Regions from separate parts of the Homo sapiens genome. Here all the other regions are linked to region 3. Evidence: chromatin contacts called from ENCODE Hi-C or POLR2A ChIA-PET data. All regions are on one chromosome and are shown on one strand. The core of a region is the stretch at or near the end of the contact, and the rest is flanking DNA. Distances in the headings are between cores, read along the strand shown. Region 1 holds the start of DDX39B-AS1 (DDX39B antisense RNA 1). Region 2 holds the start of MDC1 (mediator of DNA damage checkpoint 1). Region 3 holds the start of TCF19 (transcription factor 19). Region 4 holds the start of HCP5 (HLA complex P5). Region 5 holds the start of NRM (nurim). Region 6 holds the start of DHX16 (DEAH-box helicase 16). Region 7 holds the start of PRRC2A (proline rich coiled-coil 2A).

Evidence for each region. A loop is a pair of places that touch in the nucleus more often than their neighbours do. ChIA-PET counts read pairs that join two places held with the same protein, here RNA polymerase II (POLR2A). Pooled maps may share reads with other maps.
Region 1: a loop to region 3 is called in a map with no recorded cell type, with 36 times the contacts of the local background. The contact joins the promoter of DDX39B-AS1 here to the promoter of TCF19 in region 3. A Hi-C loop is called at or near these places in 3 of 37 single-sample maps with no recorded cell type and 10 of 50 pooled maps. POLR2A ChIA-PET finds 5 or more read pairs at or near these places in 4 of 52 experiments (BJ, HCT116, HEK293 and 1 more).
Region 2: a loop to region 3 is called in a pooled map, with 12 times the contacts of the local background. The contact joins the promoter of MDC1 here to the promoter of TCF19 in region 3. A Hi-C loop is called at or near these places in 2 of 37 single-sample maps with no recorded cell type and 10 of 50 pooled maps. POLR2A ChIA-PET finds 5 or more read pairs at or near these places in 2 of 52 experiments (H1 and activated T-cell).
Region 4: a loop to region 3 is called in a map of B cell, with 2.8 times the contacts of the local background. The contact joins the promoter of HCP5 here to the promoter of TCF19 in region 3. A Hi-C loop is called at or near these places in 1 of 168 maps with a recorded cell type or tissue (B cell) and 11 of 50 pooled maps. POLR2A ChIA-PET finds 5 or more read pairs at or near these places in 2 of 52 experiments (OCI-LY7 and activated CD4-positive, alpha-beta T cell).
Region 5: a pooled map shows a loop between it and region 3 (5-fold over the local background). The contact joins the promoter of NRM here to the promoter of TCF19 in region 3. A Hi-C loop is called at or near these places in 1 of 168 maps with a recorded cell type or tissue (naive thymus-derived CD4-positive, alpha-beta T cell), 1 of 37 single-sample maps with no recorded cell type and 8 of 50 pooled maps. POLR2A ChIA-PET finds 5 or more read pairs at or near these places in 1 of 52 experiments (activated T-cell).
Region 6: a pooled map shows a loop between it and region 3 (2.8-fold over the local background). The contact joins the promoter of DHX16 here to the promoter of TCF19 in region 3. A Hi-C loop is called at or near these places in 1 of 168 maps with a recorded cell type or tissue (naive thymus-derived CD4-positive, alpha-beta T cell), 1 of 37 single-sample maps with no recorded cell type and 8 of 50 pooled maps.
Region 7: a map of naive thymus-derived CD4-positive, alpha-beta T cell shows a loop between it and region 3 (19-fold over the local background). The contact joins the promoter of PRRC2A here to the promoter of TCF19 in region 3. A Hi-C loop is called at or near these places in 1 of 168 maps with a recorded cell type or tissue (naive thymus-derived CD4-positive, alpha-beta T cell), 1 of 37 single-sample maps with no recorded cell type and 8 of 50 pooled maps. POLR2A ChIA-PET finds 5 or more read pairs at or near these places in 1 of 52 experiments (H1).

What each region holds. Positions count from the first base shown.
Region 1 is chr6:31,540,989-31,543,688 of GRCh38, forward strand. DDX39B-AS1 (DDX39B antisense RNA 1) reads left to right here and starts at 1,316. Exons shown (of 2, transcript NR_133675.1): 1 at 1,316-1,408; 2 at 1,721-2,150. DDX39B (DExD-box helicase 39B) reads right to left here and starts at 1,015. Exons shown (of 11, transcript NM_004640.7): 1 at 962-1,015. ATP6V1G2-DDX39B (ATP6V1G2-DDX39B readthrough (NMD candidate)) reads right to left here. Exons shown (of 13, transcript NR_037853.1): 3 at 962-1,160. It overlaps SNORD84 (small nucleolar RNA, C/D box 84), which reads right to left and starts at 190; the gene lies at 113-190. RefSeq lists enhancers at 445-1,644, 522-1,443 and a silencer at 757-1,672.
Region 2 is chr6:30,715,662-30,718,555 of GRCh38, forward strand. MDC1 (mediator of DNA damage checkpoint 1) reads right to left here and starts at 1,620. Exons shown (of 15, transcript NM_014641.3): 1 at 1,584-1,620. RefSeq lists enhancers at 269-1,016, 1,765-2,512.
Region 3 is chr6:31,157,220-31,159,973 of GRCh38, forward strand. It overlaps TCF19 (transcription factor 19), which reads left to right and starts at 1,370. Exons shown (of 4, transcript NM_007109.3): 1 at 1,370-1,503; 2 at 1,678-2,488. The coding sequence starts at 2,251. CCHCR1 (coiled-coil alpha-helical rod protein 1) reads right to left here and starts at 583. Exons shown (of 18, transcript NM_001105564.2): 1 at 166-583. The coding sequence starts at 381. RefSeq lists enhancers at 1-324, 325-825 and a silencer at 2,049-2,232.
Region 4 is chr6:31,461,678-31,464,496 of GRCh38, forward strand. HCP5 (HLA complex P5) reads left to right here and starts at 1,503. Exons shown (of 2, transcript NR_040662.1): 1 at 1,503-1,602; 2 at 1,694-2,819. It also overlaps the pseudogene HLA-X. RefSeq lists enhancers at 798-1,997, 1,275-1,569.
Region 5 is chr6:30,689,642-30,692,341 of GRCh38, forward strand. NRM (nurim) reads right to left here and starts at 1,343. Exons shown (of 4, transcript NM_001384369.1): 1 at 1,201-1,343; 2 at 406-602. The coding sequence starts at 1,333.
Region 6 is chr6:30,671,377-30,674,305 of GRCh38, forward strand. It overlaps DHX16 (DEAH-box helicase 16), which reads right to left and starts at 1,630. Exons shown (of 20, transcript NM_003587.5): 1 at 1,259-1,630. The coding sequence starts at 1,465. RefSeq lists enhancers at 1-149, 1,345-1,941.
Region 7 is chr6:31,619,367-31,622,191 of GRCh38, forward strand. It overlaps PRRC2A (proline rich coiled-coil 2A), which reads left to right and starts at 1,349. Exons shown (of 31, transcript NM_004638.4): 1 at 1,349-1,492.

The DNA.
Region 1 (2,700 bases), core at 66-2,565, 380 kb after region 3:
AATAACTTAGTAAAGTGGAAAATGGAGATGACAAGTAGAGTCCTGAAAAGTCCTCAAAGGAAGACTCCGCTTTCCCTATTATAATCCCACCGTTATGGATGCCTAACTCAGCAGCCATCAGTCAAGGGTGATAGATGAGGGTCATCACTGCGCAAAGCGCTCACCTTTCGAAAAGAAAACATCATATGGCCGCCGTCCACCTCCCATAGCTCTCAGCCTCCCACTTCTCAGTATCCTCCCTTCCGCTGTTTAAGCAAGCCTTGTGTAATTAGCATGGGGGGGAGGGGCGGTGCAAGACAAATGGCTCGGCCACAAAAAAACAAAATTCATGTCTCCACCCTACAATAAGAAAGCTAATAGGTGACAGAGAAAGGCAATCCCCGCCCAGGCTTTAACAGGATCTTTACCAAGTGGTCTCACATCACTGTTACGCTACGAAGGTGAGACTCCTTTTGGAGAAACATACAATGACACCAATCGTATCGTAAACACTTGGAAGGCACTCCAAATTAAGTTGGGCAAGTCAAGGTGAGAAAAATCCAACTGGGCCCAGAAACCAGCTCCTCCTCCCAGTCCCACCGAGGGCCGAGAAAGAGCTCAAGAAAGGACAAGGAAGGTGAGAAGAGCCCCGCCCTCCGCAAATACCAAGACCAAGGGACGCCGAGCGCCGCCTCTCATTGATGCTGAGGCCTCCAATATGAGAAGAACCCATTGGAAGAAGGGAGCAAAACGAACACAATGGCGCCGAGGACACCATCTTGGATTGGGTCCCCCCTTAGCTTCCCTTCCTTCCCCCAGGAGCTCTTTGCTCTCGAAAGGGATGCAAGCTAAGGAAATAGCGAACCAACTAGGCCCCAGCGACCAGACCATCGCCTGTGAAAAGGGTATCAGGAACCCATGTGACGGGATGGGTGCGGAGAAGCGCAGATGGAAACGGATTGTAGCGAAGGCCAAAGCTTACCTAAACAGGGAGAGCGCGTATGGCGGCAGCAACAGCGACGAAGGAGGGAAATCTGCCTTCACTTCCGGTTGCAGGCTTCCCTCTACTCCAGCCTCCCGCCTTCTTGGCTGCAAGAGCGCAGGCGCAAGGGACCGGAAACAGGGCCTTCCGCGGTTATACAGATCCGTGCGCTCCAGGCTTGCCTTTGGAAAATGCCTGTCTGAAATTTGTTTTAAAACCGTTTCTAACTTCACTGCTACCGCCAGTAACAAAAGATATAAAGGAAACTAACGTCTCCCCCCCACTGTTATCTTTATTCTCTTATCCTACTCCTCTCCATGCCCCTCATCTCTTCGTTTAGGTTTTTGCCACGCAGGTCTTCTCTGTAGGCACCCCTCCATGGATGCGCGAGGAACGAGTGTGGCGAAGGCTGCGAGTTCCCACGGGGTCCTTGGCCCGGTAGTGAAGGTGACCTGAGGACTGCTGGGCACGCACTAGGAACCGGCAGGCCCTAGCTGAGGGGAGGGAGGAGGGAAGTCTCAGGGAACTGGATTGCTCGGGGGTGTTTCCCGACTCTTTCCCAGTCGTGGGGCTGGTGGGCGGTATTTTCCCAAAAGGATGCTGTCCGAGGTAGCTGATGCCCTAGGGCCAGTGAGTCAGGAAGGTGTTCTGAATCCGAGCGGGAAGACGGGGTCTGGATTCGGCCCCAAGTGTTAATAGTAGGGCTTGAGGGTTATACTACATTCCATTAATACTGTTTTTGTTTTTGTTTTGAGACAGAGTCTCGCCCTGTCGCCCAGGCGGGAGTGCAATGTCCTGATCTCGGCTCACTGCAACCGCTGCTTCCCGGGTTCAAGCGATTCTCCTGCCTCAGCCTCCCGAGTAGCTAGGATTACAGGCGCCCGCCACCACGCCCAGCAAATTTTTGTTTTTTTAGTAGAGACGGGGCTTCACCCATGTATGACCTCAGGTGATCCACCCACTTCGGCCTCCCAGAGTGCTGGGATTACAGGCGTGAGCCACCGCGCCCGGCCCATTAATACTGTTAATTCGAGCAGAATGTTCTTGGCCCCGCCCCAACAGCCCCATTGTTCAACCTGGATTTTTTTCCTGAATGAAACATTTGCTATCCCCGTCTTTGAGATGGGGAGCTACAAAAGTAAGACCTGATGTCCTGCTGTGTAATAAAACAACAAACGTTTGGCCCTCTCCCTGTTAACATACTTAATCATTTAATACTAAGGAGTAGGTACCGTTATTCTCATCTTATTGACAGAAGCGAAGCAAAGCAACATATCTCAAGCAGTACGGCTGGTGAGGTTACAGCCAGGATGCAAACATCTCTCATTCTCTATTGTATTCTGCCTCCCTGCTCAAAGAATCTGGTTAGTAAATACACTGCAGGTTACCTTATTGGTTCAAATTCTTGGTGAAGTAAGCTTGTCTTCAGTGACAAATGAAGTAACTAATTCAAGAATGGTGTCATAGAAGGTATTTTCCCAAGTATCATTTAATTTATTCAAAAGTATTTATCAACTGCCTCCCTTGTGCCACATGTTGTCCTAGGATCTGGGGACACAACGGTGAACAGCCCTGTTCTCACAGTGTTTACATTACAGGAAAGAAAACACATAAACACAAATATAATGTCAAGTATCGATAAGTGGTCAGGGTGCAGTGGCTCAGGCCTGTAACCCAACCCTTGAGGAAGCCGAGCCCGAAGGATTGCTTGAGCCCAGGAGTTTCAGACCAGCCTGGGC
Region 2 (2,894 bases), core at 370-2,869, 440 kb before region 3:
TGCTTTTTATACTTTTACCAGACCACCTCAGTTTGATCAGATGCAACTGCAAAAAATGATAATAAAAGATGACATATATAGAAGCTTCCTATGTGTCAAGCACTGTTCTAATTACTTTATATCGACTCTGACTCATTTAATCTTCACAAGAACCTTGTAAAGTAGTATTACTATCTTCCATTTCTTCAGATAAAGAAACTGCAACATAGCTGGGTTAAGATTTTCAGATCTCCTTGAAACATACATAAGCATATATAAGGTTAAGACTTGCCCCAAATCACTCAGATGTCTCTCCTCTAAAATCTTGATGGTTTTTCGTGCACACAGAATAAAATCTAAACTCCTTAGCGAGACCCTCCATGATCTGAACTTCACATCTTGTAACGCCTACCCCTCGCCCGCAAAAGCCTATGGTTCAGCCAGACATTTTCCCCAGTCTTCGAACACACTGTTCTTGTCTTCCCACATCTTCATGCCTTAGCCCAATTCCTTGGCTTTTTCCCACCTAGTTTTCTGGTCCAACTTCTACCATCCTTTAAGATTCAGTTCAAATGTCACTTTCTTTCTTTTTTTTTTTTTTGAGATGGAATCTCGCTCTGTCGTCCAGGCTGGACTGCAGTGGTGCTATCTTGGCTCACTGCAACCTCTGCCTCCAGGCTTCAAGCGATTCTCCTGCCTCAGCCTCCCGAGCAGCTGGGATTACAGGCGCCCGGCATCACGCCTGGCTAATTTTTGTATTTTTAGTAGAGACGGGGTTTCACCACGGTCTCGAGCTCCTGACCTCAGGTGATCCGCCCACCTTGGCCACCCAAAGTGTTGGGATTACAGCAGTGAGCAACCGCGCCCGGCCTCAAATGTCACTTTCTCAGCAAACCCTTTCCTGGCGTGTTCCCTGCCTTCTCGTGTTCCTGGTGTATCCTGCCTGTTCCACAGTGGTCAATGGATTTGTGCTTACTCTAAGATCTCTCGCTATATTGTAACCATTACTTTCCATTTCTGCCTTCACACTCACCCACCTCCAGGACTGGATTAGGGGAACCGTGTCTTTCCCCTAGGGTCCATCATATTCATTCAATGGTTATGGTATACCTGTTTGAAGTATTTGGTATACATCTGTGAACCAAACATGAAATCGACCCTGCCCTCGGGAAGGCTCATCACCGAGCCTACTGATGAAGGAACAAATGAGATGGAAAGAAAATAGCATAAATGGAATTCACCTGAAAATATGCCACTCTAGAGGGAAACTGTTGACAGGTAGGGAAAGTAGGATGCCCCATGGATAAAGTGTCAACTCCGTCTTTATGACAGGCCAACTCAGCGGGTGCCCACCACGCTTGGCTCCAATTCAAAGAGCCACCATCTTTGGTCCCCACCTCAGTGGGTTCCCTTGTGGCCCGACGTCTCCCTGTGTCTTCATACCTAAACTCGGAGCGGGGCGCCAGGTAAGGATGAGTATTACAGTCCGAGAAGCGAACTTCCAAGTCACCTCCGCCCAGTCGCACCCAAGGTACGCCCCTCCCGCCTTCTGGGGGAACCAAGATGGCTCCCGGGGAGCCGTGGGCCAGGCCCCTAGAACTCACCTACTTTAAGTCCCCGCGCGCGCCACCAGTAACGGTCGCGACCCAGGTGGAGCGACTGCGTGTGCCGAAAAAGAGCTTATTTGCTGATTGGCTTCTGCCGCTGTCTTTCACAACCGCAGCCAGTCGAGCGGAGGCACACCCAAAGCCCCGCCCCCTTAGAGTTCAAATAGGTGGTGTCTCCCAGGCTGCTGAGATCAGTTAATGAGACGGTAATTGAAGGCCGCCGTGCGCCAACAGAATAATGCACGTCGATTGGGCAGCTCCAAGGGACAACCCACTACCGCTTGCCCGCCCACCACCCACTTCCCGCGCAGTTCCAAACCGCGACCAGAGAGTCTGGCGCCAGCTGCCGGCAACGGATAGAGGGGCTGTGTCATAGACGTCCGACGTGTCTGGTAAGGCCAGAGCGCCTTTCCTCGGTCCTCCTAGACATGGTGTCCGCTGACTCATGAGAAATGAAAGTGGGTTGCGCGTTGCAGTCGTGGCTGGAGGCTGCAGTTTGGAGAACAGCCCGTAGGCGTGGCAGTTCACTCCTGTTGCATTGGAATTTCATTTCCTTTTGATTTGGTTTGTAGTAGAAGTAATATCTTTCTTCCTGGGAATACGTCTCTGACGGACATTTTGAGGTCATTTTCTTAAATCCAAGATCCTAAAGATCTGTAGTCGAACAGAGAAAACTGGTTTGCTCTCTGTCTTAAAGGCTGTCCCCACCTTTCGAGGGGCGAGGGAAGGATCATAAAATCATTTATTTTTATTTTTTAATTAACTAATTTATCTATTTTTTGAGATGGAGTTTTGCTCTTGTTGCCCAGGCTGGAGTGCAATGGCGCGATCTCGACTCACCGCAACCTCTGCCTCCCAGGTTCAAGCGATTCTCCTGCCTCAACCTCCCAAGTAGCTGGGATTACAGGCATGCGCCACCACGCCCAGCTTATTTTTGTATTTTTAGTAGAGACGTGGTTTCTCCATGTTGGTCAGGCTGGTCTCGAACTTCTGACCTCAGGTGATCCGCCCGCCTCGGCCTCTCAAAGTGGTGGGATTACAGGCGTAAACCACCGCATGCGGCCATCTATATTTTATTTTTTGAGACGGACTTTCGCTCTTGTTGCCTAGGCTGGAGTGCAATGGCGCGATCTCGACTCACCGCAACCTCCGCCTTCTGGGTTCAAGCAATTCTCCTGTCTCAGCCTCCCGAGTAGCTGGGATTACAGGCATGCGCTACCACGCCCGGCTAATTTTGTATTTTTAGTAGAGACGGGGTTTCTCCATGTTGGTCAGTCTGGTCTCAAACTCCGGACCTCAGGTGATTCT
Region 3 (2,754 bases), core at 120-2,619:
TACTTCCCCAAAGTAGGAGATACCCCAAATTCACTTGCTTGTCTCAACCTGGTTCCTCATGGAACCCAAGCAACTATCAAGTGGAGAGAATTTACTGAAAGAGACAGACTGAGAGGGGCTCTGAGGCTTTACTCATACTTTCAGGATTCTGGGCAGTGCCTCTACCCTCCTCCTTAAGTTTCTATGGTCCCTGCTGCTCCTGGCCAGAGGTGAGAAAGGAGGTACACAGTGCAGGGGTCTTGAGCGCCATCTCCAGAGTTCTCTCCATGGCTCAGCAAGGCCTGAGGGAAGCCCATCCAGACACCAGCAGGCCATGACTCTTGGGTCCTTCCCTGTTAAAGTGCTGGCCCAAGGCCTGGCCCCAGCTGAATGTGGCCACATGCAGGGCTAGACCCTCCCCAAGACCTTGGGAATCCAGGCCGCCTAGATCCCCAGGCAGAAAAGCCAGCGTCCTGACATCTTATTCAAATCTTTCCTGCGGCTGTTCTCTCAGCTTCTCTCTACTATCCCCTTAGCTTCCATGCCTGCTGCCCGCCTCCTCTTTCTCGAGTCCTAACACATAGTGGGCACTTTAAGATCTTCCTCCCACCCTCCCACCCTCATTAATCTATTTTTTACCCGAATCTGGGATCCCTACTCCCGTCCCTTTTTACAACCTAATCTACCTTTTTCTGAAGGAATTATTCTGGTCCTGACCCTCACCCCCATCTCTCAATAGCCTGCCCTCGCCCCCTGTACGCTAGCCGGCTCTACTCTCCCACCACTGCTCCCCTAGATACCCGAGGCTTCACCCAGTTAGCCCGTGAGCTCTAAGGCTGTTCTGATCTCTTCATCTGTCCCTTCACCTGGCCCCTGTACCCCCTTCCCCTTTGGACCCCTTGAACCCTCCCAGGACCCCCGCTCAGCCCCTTCCCGCCCCCAACCGACTCTTCCCGAACGTCCCTTACCAACCGCGAGAGCCCCCTACTGCGCTTTGGCCACACCCCCTACGCCTCGCTCCCGGCCCCGCCTCTGCCCCTGACCGCGCCTGCGCAAGGCGGGCGCCCTAAAGTCCTATTTCACTCTGTTGGGAGGAGGGGGAAAGGTGTACGCAGGCGCAGTGGCGTCTAAATTTGGGCCCACTAAATGCGTCGGAGCATCTCCGCGCCCAGGCGGCTCCTCCTCACTGCGGCAACCCGGGAAAACTTGTGAACTAATCAGAAAAAGTGGAAGGCGGGAGATCTTGGGGCGCTGTCCAATGGCGCGGAAGAGAACACATGAGCTGGCCAATCGGGAACGGCACGGGGGCGGGCTCGCTCGGCGCGAAGTTCGGGCCCGGGAATTCCGAAGGAGGGGTAGGCGCTGCCCGCGCGCAGAGGCCGCGCCCCTCCTGGCCCCGGCTTCTTGGCTGTCAAACAGATGCAGCAACGTCGGCTCCTGCCGAGGAGCCCAAGGGGTCCCGGGATCCGCCGCACAGGCTGGCACTGCTTGAAGAGGAGGCTACTCGGAGACTGCGCCGCGCGGGTAGATCCGAAACGGGGCTGGGGCGGAGTGGGAAAAGGCCGGGTATGCCTTGCATGATCGCGGGGAGCTCCTTCCTGTTTTTATCCCACCTAGAGAAGCCGGGAAGTAGGGGTTTAGGTCCAATTTGTTGGAGTACTTAAGGACTCGTTTGCACTTTCTTTTGGGGGATGACAGTGGATTCATTGCCCTCGGAGGTTCAACCAGTTATGAGTGAGGGATTGGCCAGAAGATCGGGGCGCAGGCAAGCAGGAGTGCTCTATTAGGATAAGCAAGTTTGACAGGAAGAAGCTACTCTTCTCCGAATTACACAGAGGTGATGTGTTCGTATTGCACGTAGACGTGTGTATAACAGGACCTCCTTCCCCGCGCCCCGCCACCCCGACACACACAGGAGCTGCCTAAAGTATCCTTGCCTTGCAGATTGGAGGCTCCCCAAATATTTTGCGATCTGAGGATCCAGCTCAAGTGAGGTGCCATAGGACGTGTTCCTGAGTTTGCATTGCACGGAGACCTTCCTGGAATTTTTCATTTGCAAGTCGGCTTAACCAATTTTGCATTGAGTCCTAGGCTGCTTGCACTCTGAATTTGGGCTATTCAGGTAGTGTGCTCAAAGTTGAAACCGCATACAGCACAACTCAAGTTTGCATCAGACTGGGAAGCGAACTTAAGCCAGCGGTGCGTGGCCCAGGAGTGGGAAAGGAAATGGATGCCTGAAGTGGAAGAGGTGGTGCAGAGGGGGCACCGCCCATGCTGCCCTGCTTCCAACTGCTGCGCATAGGGGGCGGCAGGGGCGGTGATCTCTACACCTTCCACCCCCCCGCCGGGGCTGGCTGCACCTATCGCTTGGGCCACAGGGCCGACCTGTGTGATGTGGCCCTGCGGCCCCAGCAGGAGCCTGGCCTCATCTCTGGGATCCACGCCGAACTGCATGCCGAGCCCCGGGGTGATGACTGGAGGGTCAGCCTGGAAGACCACAGCAGCCAAGGTGAGCATTAAGCAGGGCAGCTTTGCCCCTGGGTGGTTGAAGCGCCAGGCTGGAATGAGTAAGGTCTCCACAAGACCCTGCTGCCTGCCTCCCATACTCCCATCAGATTGGATGGATGGTCGTGGTCCAGACCTTCATCTTCCCACCAGAAGTGTGCACAGTCAGAAGCTCTCTGCCAGACTGACCCTTTTTGGTCCCGTTTAGCTCATACAGGACCTGGGATATCATCAGAAAGATATCACAGTGGGGATGTTCTGAGGCCACTA
Region 4 (2,819 bases), core at 253-2,752, 300 kb after region 3:
GATCCAATAAATATATTTGGTCTTTGCCCCTAGTCCCTGACAGGCAGGTCCTAAAACGCTTGCAGTCCCTCAGTGATAAGCATGATTTTAATATGGCAATGAGATGACTATGGGGTGAGGGGCTCCTAGATAGTTTCAGGATGGAGGCTGCTTGCCAGAAACACCAGCTGTGATTAGAGGATTGGAACTTTCACTGCCATCCCCATCCTCTGGGGAAGAAAAGGGGGCTGGAAGTTGAGCTCAGTCATCAATGGCCAATGATTTCACCAATCTTGCCTACACAATGAAACTTCCATAGACACCTCTAGACAGTGAGTTTTGGAGAACTTCCCAGTTGGTGAGCACATCCGCATGTCCACGTGCTGGGAGGACGGCACACCTCATCTCCATAGAGACAGAGGCTTCTGCGCTTATATCTTTCTGTAAGGCAGACACCCTTGTTTCTAGGAGGGACCTAGGGTGGACTGTGGATTCTTTCTCTGGGGCAAATAAAAATGTAGAATCAGAAAATTCAGGCACTTTGCACTCCTCATGGGACACTCCAGCAGCACTCACGTGACCATCCTGAGAATGGACAGGACACCTGAGGTGGGGAAGGGAGCACAGAACCCAGACACCAGCCTGGACACAGGCACCTGGGATAATCTCCTATTCCTTGGAAAGTTCCAGTATCTGAGGGAGGAACAGTGACTTCTGGTCCTGACCTGAGTGGAGACCGAGGGACTCAGAAGAGCTGGAATCAGACCCCCACACACACTGAGTATGAGTCAGAGAACAAGGCCTGAGAGAAAAAGTCACAGTGCCCAAGACTGCTGCAGGGGTCAAAGGGGACTGCTGATCAGTGTTCCAGGGATTTGCTCCAGATTAATCTGAGTCATGGAAAAACTGCCTTTCTTTTGTTTCTAAACAAATACCTGCAAAGACAAAAGACCACATAAATCCCCAGGTGCACAACTTTTTCAGATTTAAAGAAAAAACAACCCCCGTCTTTCCCTCCATTCCCAGGAGAAGCTCACTCTGTGGCATCAAGCTGCCTGGGTGAGCTCTCTTCTAGAAGAGTCCAGGGGGACAGGCAAGGAATGGGAGGCAGGAAGTCCAGTTCAGGGAGGGGGATTCTGGGATGAAAAGTGAAGGGAGAGGGACTGAGCCCATGCTGAGGGTTTTTCTCTGGTTTCTCAGACAGCTCCGGGGCCAAGATTCGGGGAGACATTGAGACAGAGCGTTTGATATAAAAGAAGGGGGTAAGAGCCAAGTCCCAGGGCCCGGAGCTTGGCTCTCTGGGCTTCAGGCCCCGAGGGCGGTGCCTGGGATGGGCCGGCTCAGCTTTGGGGTTTCCCGAGCTCCGCTCTCTCTCTTCCACCTTTCCCAACCTGTGTCAGGTCCTTTTACCTGGATACTCATGATGCGGCCTCAGTTCTCACTTCCATTGGGTGTTGGGTTCCTAGATCAGCCAATCAGTGTCGCCGCGGTTCCTGGTTCTAAAGTCCTCGCCGGCCCACCGGGACTCAGATTCTCCCCAGACGCCAAGGTTGCGGGTCATGGAGTCCCGAACCCTCCTCCTGCTGTTCTCGGGAGCCGTGGCCCTGATCCAGACCTGGGCAGGTGAGTGCGGGGTCGGGAGGGAAAAAGCCTCTGCGGGAAGGAGCGAGGGGCCCGCCCGGAGGAGTAAATCTGCACATATATTTAATTACAGATTACAATTACAATCAAGGCAGAAATGATCTCATTTTTACATTACAACTCTGGAAAAGGCAATAGACTGAGATGCAAGTGTGCCCCCAAGTGATGGGCAGAAGGAGAGAAGGTGTTTTGGATGCATTCTAGAACACAGGTAATCTAAGGAGAGTTGATCAAGGCCGTGGAAGAGTCCTCCAGCCACTATTGGCCATCAAAGGAGTCCTCTGTGTCCCAGGAATGGTCCTGCTTTGGTGTCCCTGGTGTGACCCATCACCCGCTGGGAACAGCCTGAGAGAAGTAGGGCCTCTGCACCAATGCTGCTGAGGATGTCAGAGCACAGGAACGAGGCCTTGGGAAATTACCTGGAAATGCGACTGAAATCTTCCTTCCTGAGGGGTCTGGGCTCTTGGAAATCAAACCCTCTCAGGTTGGGTGGCTGGACGATTCTCCTCACACTTACAATGGGACAAGGGGAACCAGGAGGCCCCCAAGGGGATCCCTGGGTTCCACACGAACTCCTCCTACCCTCATTGTGTGACAGCAGCCATGCCTCCTCCTGGGGATCAGGATCTATTACCTGTGCCTGGAGAGGAGGGGACTCCTCTTCTCACCCGCTGGTCTCTGGACACATACTGTCCAATTCCCCTGTGGCAGCTGTAATGTGTAGTTCAATGGGCACTCATTTGTCCCCTTTTAAGGGTACCCTCCTTTAGAATCCAGGACCTTCTACCCTGCAGAGTGTGGTTTTGGGAGAGAAGTGCAAAATCCCACGACAGGTGAGTTGAAGGAATGGGATATGGAGCCACATCCACTTCCACCCCTTGGTATCTGGACCCACGTGTTCTTCCTACTGAGATTACAGAACTGTAGAGATGTCTTTGATTTTTAAAATGCACCATGTCCTGAAAGATGGCACCCTCCCACCCGCAGAGTGCTTCCTGCAAGCTGGCGTTGAGCTGTGCCTATAGAAGCTCTTTTCAACATTCTTTATGGCCAGCAGCCCTTGGTTGGTGCAGATGGTGATAGGACCAGTGGGTCCCACAGCATGGCCACACTGCACCTCCTTCGCTGTCAAGTGGGTCCCCCACGAAGATACTGCACGGAGAGCAGTGCCAAGCCTGTGGATCAGGAATATCAACAGC
Region 5 (2,700 bases), core at 93-2,592, 470 kb before region 3:
CTGTCTCTACCCTGAGAACTTATAGAATAGATGGGGTGACCTGATAGCTACGCAAAGTAGTAGCCTGTGCCAACCACCCAGTGAAAAGACAGACAAGGCCTTCTCTTCAGACCTAGGGAAGTGGTTTTGAAGAAAGGGTAGGACTGAAGAGAAGGGATCTCAAGCAGGACATAAACAAAGTTGCAGAGGTGAGAAGCATATCTTGTGCTTAGGGAAGGACAAGTACACCCTTCTTGATAAAAAGTAGGATATGTGCTGTGGAGGAATGGAAGCTGAGATTAGTTCCTCAATTCTCCTCCTGAACCCATATTTTGCCCCTCCAATCCACGGCACCCCTCCCACACTTGGTCTCCCTTGGGGACTCAACTGCCAGGATTTCATACCTGCAAGGCCAGGGCCTCATACCTGCAAGGCCAGGGCAGTGCAGGCCACATACAGTGACCTCTGAAGGACCCCAAAGTACCGGGATGTCCATGCCTTCACTCTTTCAGCTGCCATGAGGCTGTGCTGCCCAACAAATAGAAGCAGGAGCCCCAGATCCCATGCCAGGGGGGCAAGGATGCTGCGGTCCTGCAGGGCAGCCAGCCATCCCTGGCGGGCATCTACAGGAAGTTGAGGGAAAAAGAGACAAAAGATCGAAACAGTGGCAGAATGTTTCCCCCACCCTCATCTCCTCTTGGATCCCCAGGCCATGTCCCTTACTGCTTTCAAGAGCCTTAATGCTTCCTCTCTAGGCTGTGCCCATCTCACTTTTCCATCCCTAGTTTCTGCCCTCTTCCCTAGGCCTCCTGCAAACCTGGGGAAGAGGATTTATAGAACACCACATGTTAGGCAGTTGCAAAAAGCATGGCTGGAGAGGCCACGCTGGATTGCCCCTCTTACTTCGGTTCTCCAAATGCTCCTTCTTTTTAACACTCTCCTCTCAACAGTCCTCTCTACAAAACACTTTACTTAGAATACTCCGGTCACCGCCCTTTTCGGCTCCCTCAGTCCTCACTCTCCCGCCTCTCCAAAACTCTAATCCTTGAGTTCCTAATTTAGAACTCAGGTCTCCCTCCCCTGTAGCTTCTCGGCCGCTTTCAAGGTTCGAGTTCCCTCTCTTGGACTTCCCCTGTCATTTGTTTCCAAGCCCCGCCCTCAATCCCTCTCCTACGGCTCCACCTTCCTCCTCCCAGTTCATCCTCGATCCCTCCCGCTCACCCGGACCACCAGACTCCGGGATCCCTCCAAGAAGTGGCCGAAGGGAGGTAAAGCGCACGAACTCCACTCCGGTGCCAAAGGCCAGGATGAAAGAGGCGAGGGCAGCAGGGATCAGGAGCAGTGCAGGGGCCATGGCGAGAAATGGAGGGGTGGGGAAAGGGGCGGGGTCGGGATTCCCGCTGCCACAGGCCCCGCCCGCGGCCCCGCCCCCGGCTGAATCCAGCCCAGGAGGGCGGGGCTCCTGCACGCCACCGCCAGGCTTCCGGCCCGCCTGGCGCAGCCTTCCCCATCCAGCTGTGGATCCGTCCTGGGATGCGTGTCCCGGCCTGCTGTCTCTCCGTCACAGAAGGGAATGTTAGAATCCCGAGAGAGAGCTGTTAAGGGTAGCGGCTCTGCAGCCGCTCACGTGGGTTGAATCTCAGCTCGTCTAGTTTTCCCATCTAAAATGAAAAGTTACTGTTTTACCACAAAATAAATTAATGTATGGAATACATTGTACAGAATACAATATACAGAATAAATTCTGTAACTTACTATAAAGTTGAGTTGTTGACTGGCCAGTTGCTAAGAATGGCAAATAACTTCTCTGTAAATACTGAAAGGTTTGTTGTAATAGTGCCAGAGATTGTTGATTAGTAACCACGAGAATAAACATGTTAAAATATTTGTGATAGTAACCTTTGTCAGAATTAAAGATCATGCAGCTAAGGACCTTGTCACAGTAGACGTACACATAGTAGGGACCTTAGATATCATTAGACTAATTCCATCAACTTATAGATAGAAGAAACAGGTCCAGAGAGATAATTGCCTGAGTTAGGAAGCTGCTAATCCTGTAGGCTAAGGGACCAGATAATTGCTGAGCAGCCTCTCGCAGGCTTTACATTCCTTCTCCGTCTCCTGGGCTCAGTACTCCCACCCTCCTCTGAATCAATGCTGTTGTATGCTGTACCAGACATCTTATGTTTTCCCTTGAATTCAGTCTCCACCCTGCTTTCTGCTTCAGTAAGTTGTCCCAAATGGACGGTATCAATGAAAGTCACAGTTTTTATTGAGAAAGTCCTCTCGCCGGGCGCGGTGGCTCACGCCTGTAATCCCAGCAGTTTGGGAGGCCGAGGCGGGTGGATCACGAGGTCAGGAGATCGAGACCACGGTGAAACCCCGTCTCTACTAAAAATACAAAAAAAATTAGCCGGGCGCGGTGGCGGGCGCTTGTAGTCACAGCTGCTCAGGAGGCTGAGGCAGAAGAATGGCGTGAACCCGGGAGGCAGAGCTTGCAGTGAGCCGAGATCGCGCCACTGCACTCCAGCCTGGGCGACAGAGCAAGACTCCATCTCAAAAAAAAAAAAAAAAAAAAAGAAAAGAAAAAAAAAAAAAGAAAGTCCTCTCTACACGACTGCTCTGTCCTCATCTTTTTGAGCTTGGAGGTGATCACAACAGAGCTGTGGGTACTAAGGCACTGCACTATTCTTTCTGATTTCCCTACACCCTGCCTACTTC
Region 6 (2,929 bases), core at 380-2,879, 490 kb before region 3:
CCCGCGGCCCGGCCCCACTGTCAGGCAATGGCGTGATCTCGGCTCACTTCAACCTCCGCCTCCCAGGTTCAAGCAATTCTCCTGCCTCAGCCTCCCAAGTAGCTGAGATTACAGGCACATGCCACCACGCCCGACTATTTTTGTATTTTTAGTAGAGATGAGGTTTCACCATGTTGGCCAGGCTGGTCTCAAACTCCTGACCTCATGATCCACTCACCTCAGCCTCCCAAAGTGCTGGGATTACAGGCATGAGCCACCACACCCGGGCACAATTACTTAGTTTTAAACCAGCTAACCAGCATTCATTCTCTTTCTTCCTCATGGCTTCACCCCATCTTCATCATCCTGAATGGGGTTTTTTATTTTTTTTTACAGACAGGGTTTCACTCTGTCCCTCTTGGGCTCAAGGGATCCTCCCACCTCAGGCTCCTAAGTAGCTAGAAACACAGGTGCACACTACCACGCTCAACTAATTTTTAATTTTTTTGTAGGACGAAGGTTTCGCCATGTTGCCCAGGCTGGTCTCGAACTCCTGGGCTCAAGTAATCCTCCTGCCTCAGCCTCCCGGGGTGCTGGGATTACAGGTGTGAGCCACTGCACCCGGCCCCCTCTGTTAATTAAACGACTGAAAGGAAGTTCAGAAGATGAGGGGGGCCGGGCATGGTGGCTCACGCCTGTAATCTCAGCACTCTGAGGGGGCTGAGAGAGGATTGCTTGAGCTGAGGAGTTAGAGACCAGCCTGCGCAACACACCAAGGCCTCATCTCTAAAAATAAAAATAAAAATAAAAGATATTAGCCGGGGGTGGTGGCGCGCGCCCGTAGTCCCAGCTACCGGGGAAGATGAGGTGGGAGGGTCGCTTCAACCAGGGAGGTCGACGCTGTAGTGAGCCGTGATCTTACGACCGCACTCCAGCCTGGGCGACGGGGCGAGCGAGACTGTGTCTCTCAAAAAAAAAAAAAAGAAAGAAAGAAATGCAGAAACTAAGATCCCTACTGAATCGCAATCTGCATTTTAACAAGAACCTTGGATGCATGTTAAGAGTTCGAGAAACACCGTTCTATTGCGCTTAACCCGACACACCTAAGCCCTCCTCAATCTTCTCCACTGAGCTGGGCGTCCAGCAGCTAGCACAGTACCTACGCGACAACGGACAAAGAATAAGTGCTTGTGAACTGAGCTTTCTTAACTTCTCGATGGACCGTTAGGCCAGCCTCACCGGGACAAATCACAGGGCCCCTCCCCACCCCTGCCGACACCTTGTTCCAGAGTCTCAGGGCGAAGTCCCGGGCCGGCCCACTGAGATCCAAGGTATCAGTGTCTCGTAGGCGCTGCACGAACTCCTCGGCAGAGGTGCAGCGCTGTGCGGTACCGATCAGAAACTGGGCGACGTGCCGCTCGCTCAGCCCCAACACCGAGTGCAGCTCGTCCTGAACCCAGCGCTCCAGACCCGCCGGCGTCGCCATGGCGACTCACGCTCCCTGCTCCCGGCCCTGAAGCGTCGGGCAGCCGCGCTCACTGCTGGGCCGGTCAGAGGCCTGGAGCCCTCGGCTGGAGCCTCAGCTTCGCAAGTCAGCTACCTTGGGACCTCTAGGATCTTCCGACATCCCAAAGCTGTCTTCCCGTACCGCGGAGCCCGGAAGGGGCTGTACTTTTTCGGCCTCTAAGCACTACGGTGGCCGAGCGAGTTCAAACCTCGCGGAACCATACCTGAAAACTCGGGGTAATTCTTTTTTCTTCATTTCGCCTCTGTCCAGTTTCTCTGACGCCCCCTGATGGTCAGTCTGTGAGTGCTTCGCTCACGCATTCATTCAACAAGTGAAATTAATTTAATGGATGCCTAATGTGTGCTCATTGCTTTCCGTCCCTGGGATATAGCAGAGGACAAATCAAAAGTTCCTTACCAAATTTACATTTTGCGGTGGGGGAGGGACAGGATACATAATAAAGAAAGTATGGAAATTTTATAGAGCCAAAAACTATACAAAGTAAGGGAGGAATGAAATTCTATTTCAGATTGGAAGATCGGGTCCATGCTCATAAAACATATTAGCATTGTTGGCCGGGCGCGGTGGCTCATGCCTGTAATCCCAGCACTTTGGGAGGCCAAGGCGGGCGGATTATCTGAGGTCAGGAGTTCGAGACCAGCCTGGCCAAGATGGCGAAACCCTGTCTCTACTAAAAATATAAAAATTAGCCTGGCGTGGTGGTGTGCGCCTGTAGTCCCAGCCACTCGGGAGGCTGAGGCAGGAGAATCATTTGAACATGGGAAGCAGAGTTTGCAGTGAGCCGAGATCCCACCACGGCACTCCAGCCTGAGCAACAGAGGAAGTCTCTGTCTCAAACAAACAAAAAAGTGACCGTTGCTAGGACTGGTTTGCCTGCAGCAGGAGTGAAGACAGGTCAGGTATAAGGGAAGACCTCTAGGCAGGAAGAAACTGGGGAACTGGGGAAAGTTGTTAAAGACAAAATCTCCAAACTAAGGAACAGGCAAACTGTGTTCTGCATTTTTGCTTAACAGCTTGAGAAAATCACTGGTGGCTGCTTATTTAAAAGTAAGCAAGGCCAGGTGCAGTGGCTCTTGCTGTAATCCCAGCACTTTGGGAGGCTGAGGCAGGAGGATATCTTGAGACCAGGGGTTTGAGACCAGCCTGGGCAACAGGGTGAGACCCCACCATCTCTACAAAAAATTAGCCAGGTGTGGAGGTGTGCACCTGTAGTCCCAGCTACTCTGGAGACTGAGACAGGAGAATTTTTTTTTTTTTTTTTGGAGACAGAGTCTCGCTCTGTTGCCCAGACTGGAGTGCAATGGCACGATCTCGGCTCACTGCAACTTCCGCCTCCCAGGTTCAAGTGATTCTCCTGCCTCAGCCTCCTGAGTAGCTGGAATTACAAGTGTGACAAGCACATGCCATCACGCCCAGCTAGTT
Region 7 (2,825 bases), core at 99-2,598, 460 kb after region 3:
TCTTTTTTTTTTTTTTTTTTTTTTTTTTTTGAGACGTAGTCTTGCTCTGTCACCCAGGCTGGAGTGCAACCTCCGCCTCCCTGGTTCAAGGAATTCTCTGCCTCAGCTTCCCGAGTAGTTGGGATTACAGGCGCCCGCCACCACGTAGGGCAAATTTTTGTATTTTTAGTAGAAATGGGGTTTCATCATGTTGGCCAGGCTGGTCTTGAACTCCTGATCTCGTGATCCACCTGCCTAGGCCTCCCAAAGTGCTGGGATTACAGGCGTGAGCCACCGCGCCAGGCCTTATTTCTCTACTTCTATAATATCCTGTGCATTATCTCCAGCGCCTTCAAATCATAGTCATTGAATGATCTGTTGAATGGGTATAACTCTGATGGGAGCAGAGAGTTCTAGAATCGGGTAGTAAGAGACAAAGGAGGGTAACAGTACTGCATTTCACAAAATGAAACCCATTGTTAAGAAATTACAAATTCCCAATAATTTCAAATATAAAAATTTATTCATGAAAATTATAGGTTATAAAATTAAATGTCCGTCTTAGTCGATGGTTGCCCATATTTTGATGAACGAGTCATTCCTAGCCTATCTTTGTTCAAATGATTTGCATACATTATGCAAATAGGTAGAACTGCCCGAAGAATGCCTACGCTGCGTGGTGCGGACGAAACGCTTCCCGGGGCCTTTGGATTGGTCTGTCTAGCCACCTCATTTGCATGACGTAATATAATAACTGGAAGGCCCCGCCCCTCTGGTGCATTTCCCCGCTCCAACCACCTCCTCAAACTCACGGCAAAGGGATGCGAGAGCTGGAACTCTTACCAGGCCTGCGGAAACTCAGCCCTCCGGCAGCTAATCCCGCCCGCCAGCCCCCGTCCTCTCTCTCTTTCTCCCTAGCTGAAGGCGCCACGGGCCGTGTGTCGTTGCCTTCCACTTTTGGCGTCCCAACGTCTCTCCGCTCCCATCTTTCTACTAACGTCCGACGCACGCTCCGCCTCTTTCTCCCACATTCGTCGTGTAAATTCTGCGTCCCAACCGCCCAGCCGACCTGCACCGCATTCCCGCCCCCTCAACACGGCTCAACGGCCGACGCTGGGGGCCCGCCTCCTTAGCCAATCGGGGTCCTAGTGCCCTTAAGTCCCTCCTCTTTATGCAAATAACCTCCGCATGCTCCGCGCGCCCGGCCCTTTTTTTTTTTTTTTTAAACTAAAGACAGCCCTGGAAGTAGAGGGTTAGGGTAGAAAGTGCCCCGCCCTTTATGCAAATTAAGGGGCGTGTCTAGGCGCGGAGGGAGGTGGGAGGTGGGAGGGGGTGCTCCCGGGGGCGGCGGTTGCCCGGATGGGCCGTTAGTCGGGGCTCAGCCGCGGAGTGAGCGAGGGAGACGGGAGGAGCCGAACCCGGCGCCATCCGCCGCCATCCTCCCCCGCCCCACCGCCATCCCGTCCCGGGGAGCCCCTAGGCCCGGGTCCCGGATCCCCGCGCACCCGGCCAGGTGAGTCTGGGTGAACCGTGCGCTGACGCCCTTTTCCGGCGCGGGAGAGGTGGTGGCGGTGGCGGTGGCGGCGGCGGCGGCGGTGGTGGGCCGGGGGGAGGAGAAGCTGCCATTAGCCGCCGCCATTTTGTCCTCCTGCTGCCGGGCCTGCTTGCCCCTCCCCCTCCGGTACCTCTACTCCGGGACCCGCACCTCCGGCAGTTCATTCAGGATCCGTAGTCTGCCCCTAACCACCCACCGTCTTGGCTTCAGGGGGTGACCCCTGCGCCTGGGTCCGTAACTCCCTACCCTCCGCTGCGCTCCTGGCTTTTCACCCCCATTTGTGGGCCCCCTCCCCGGCTGCCGCCCCGTGGTGGTGGGCCGCGCCCGACGGTTCTCTCGGAAGGGCGCTTTTCCTCCATATTGGACCCCCTCCTATCATCCAGCGCTGTGTTCCCCCCTCTGGACGCCCCTCTTCGTGTCGAGCCACTCCCACTCTAGAATCCTGCTTTTATCCCAGCATCTTTGCTTTCTATGTTGCTCAGTCGCCCTATGTCTGCTTTTTCATTTTTCCTGTTCCTCGTCTCCTTTCTCCCCCAACCCCGTTTTTCTTCTTGGGCCTCTGCCCCCTTACTTCGTTGTCTACATCCTTTTTTTTTTTGCCATTCCTGTTTCCATATATTTTCCACCTGCTTTCGTATTCATTATTTTCTGTTAGTTTTGGTCTATTCGCTACATGACTCTTGTATTCGTTTTCCCTTCATATATTTATCTTCACAGATTGGCCTCCTCAAACACCTACGAAGCAACATCCATCTTATCTCTAGCTTGTCATAAAGTTCTTTCTCCCCAATTTTAGCTTTCATTCTGGGCCTGTCTGGATTTCCCTGCTTTCTTCCCCACTATTTCTCATCTCTTTACACTGTTCCCGTCCATAAACGAATGCCTGGTCACTCTGGAATGGACTGAGAGACCTGTCGTCCGGCTTGCTTAGGGAGCTGGAGGTATCGAGTAAAGAAACACTGGTGATGGACATTTTTAATGAGGATAGGAAAACGAAGATGGCTCTGGCCTTGGCCCTCTGTTTTCTGGCCCATGGTTACAGGGTGCTAAGGTGGCTCCATAATGCTTTTTCTCAGTTCTTCATATGGTAAAACAGTATTTCATCTGGAGGCGATTTTTTCCAGGAGCCAATACAGGAGCAAGTTTAGGAAAAGATGGGATATTTCAAATACTTGAGGTTCCTATAGCCTGGGAGTATGTACAGCCCTAGTTGTTCTATGAGGATTTCTCTGGTACCAACCCCCATTCCGGCTGAGCAAGCTCATAAAATCCTTAAACTCCCAGCATACCT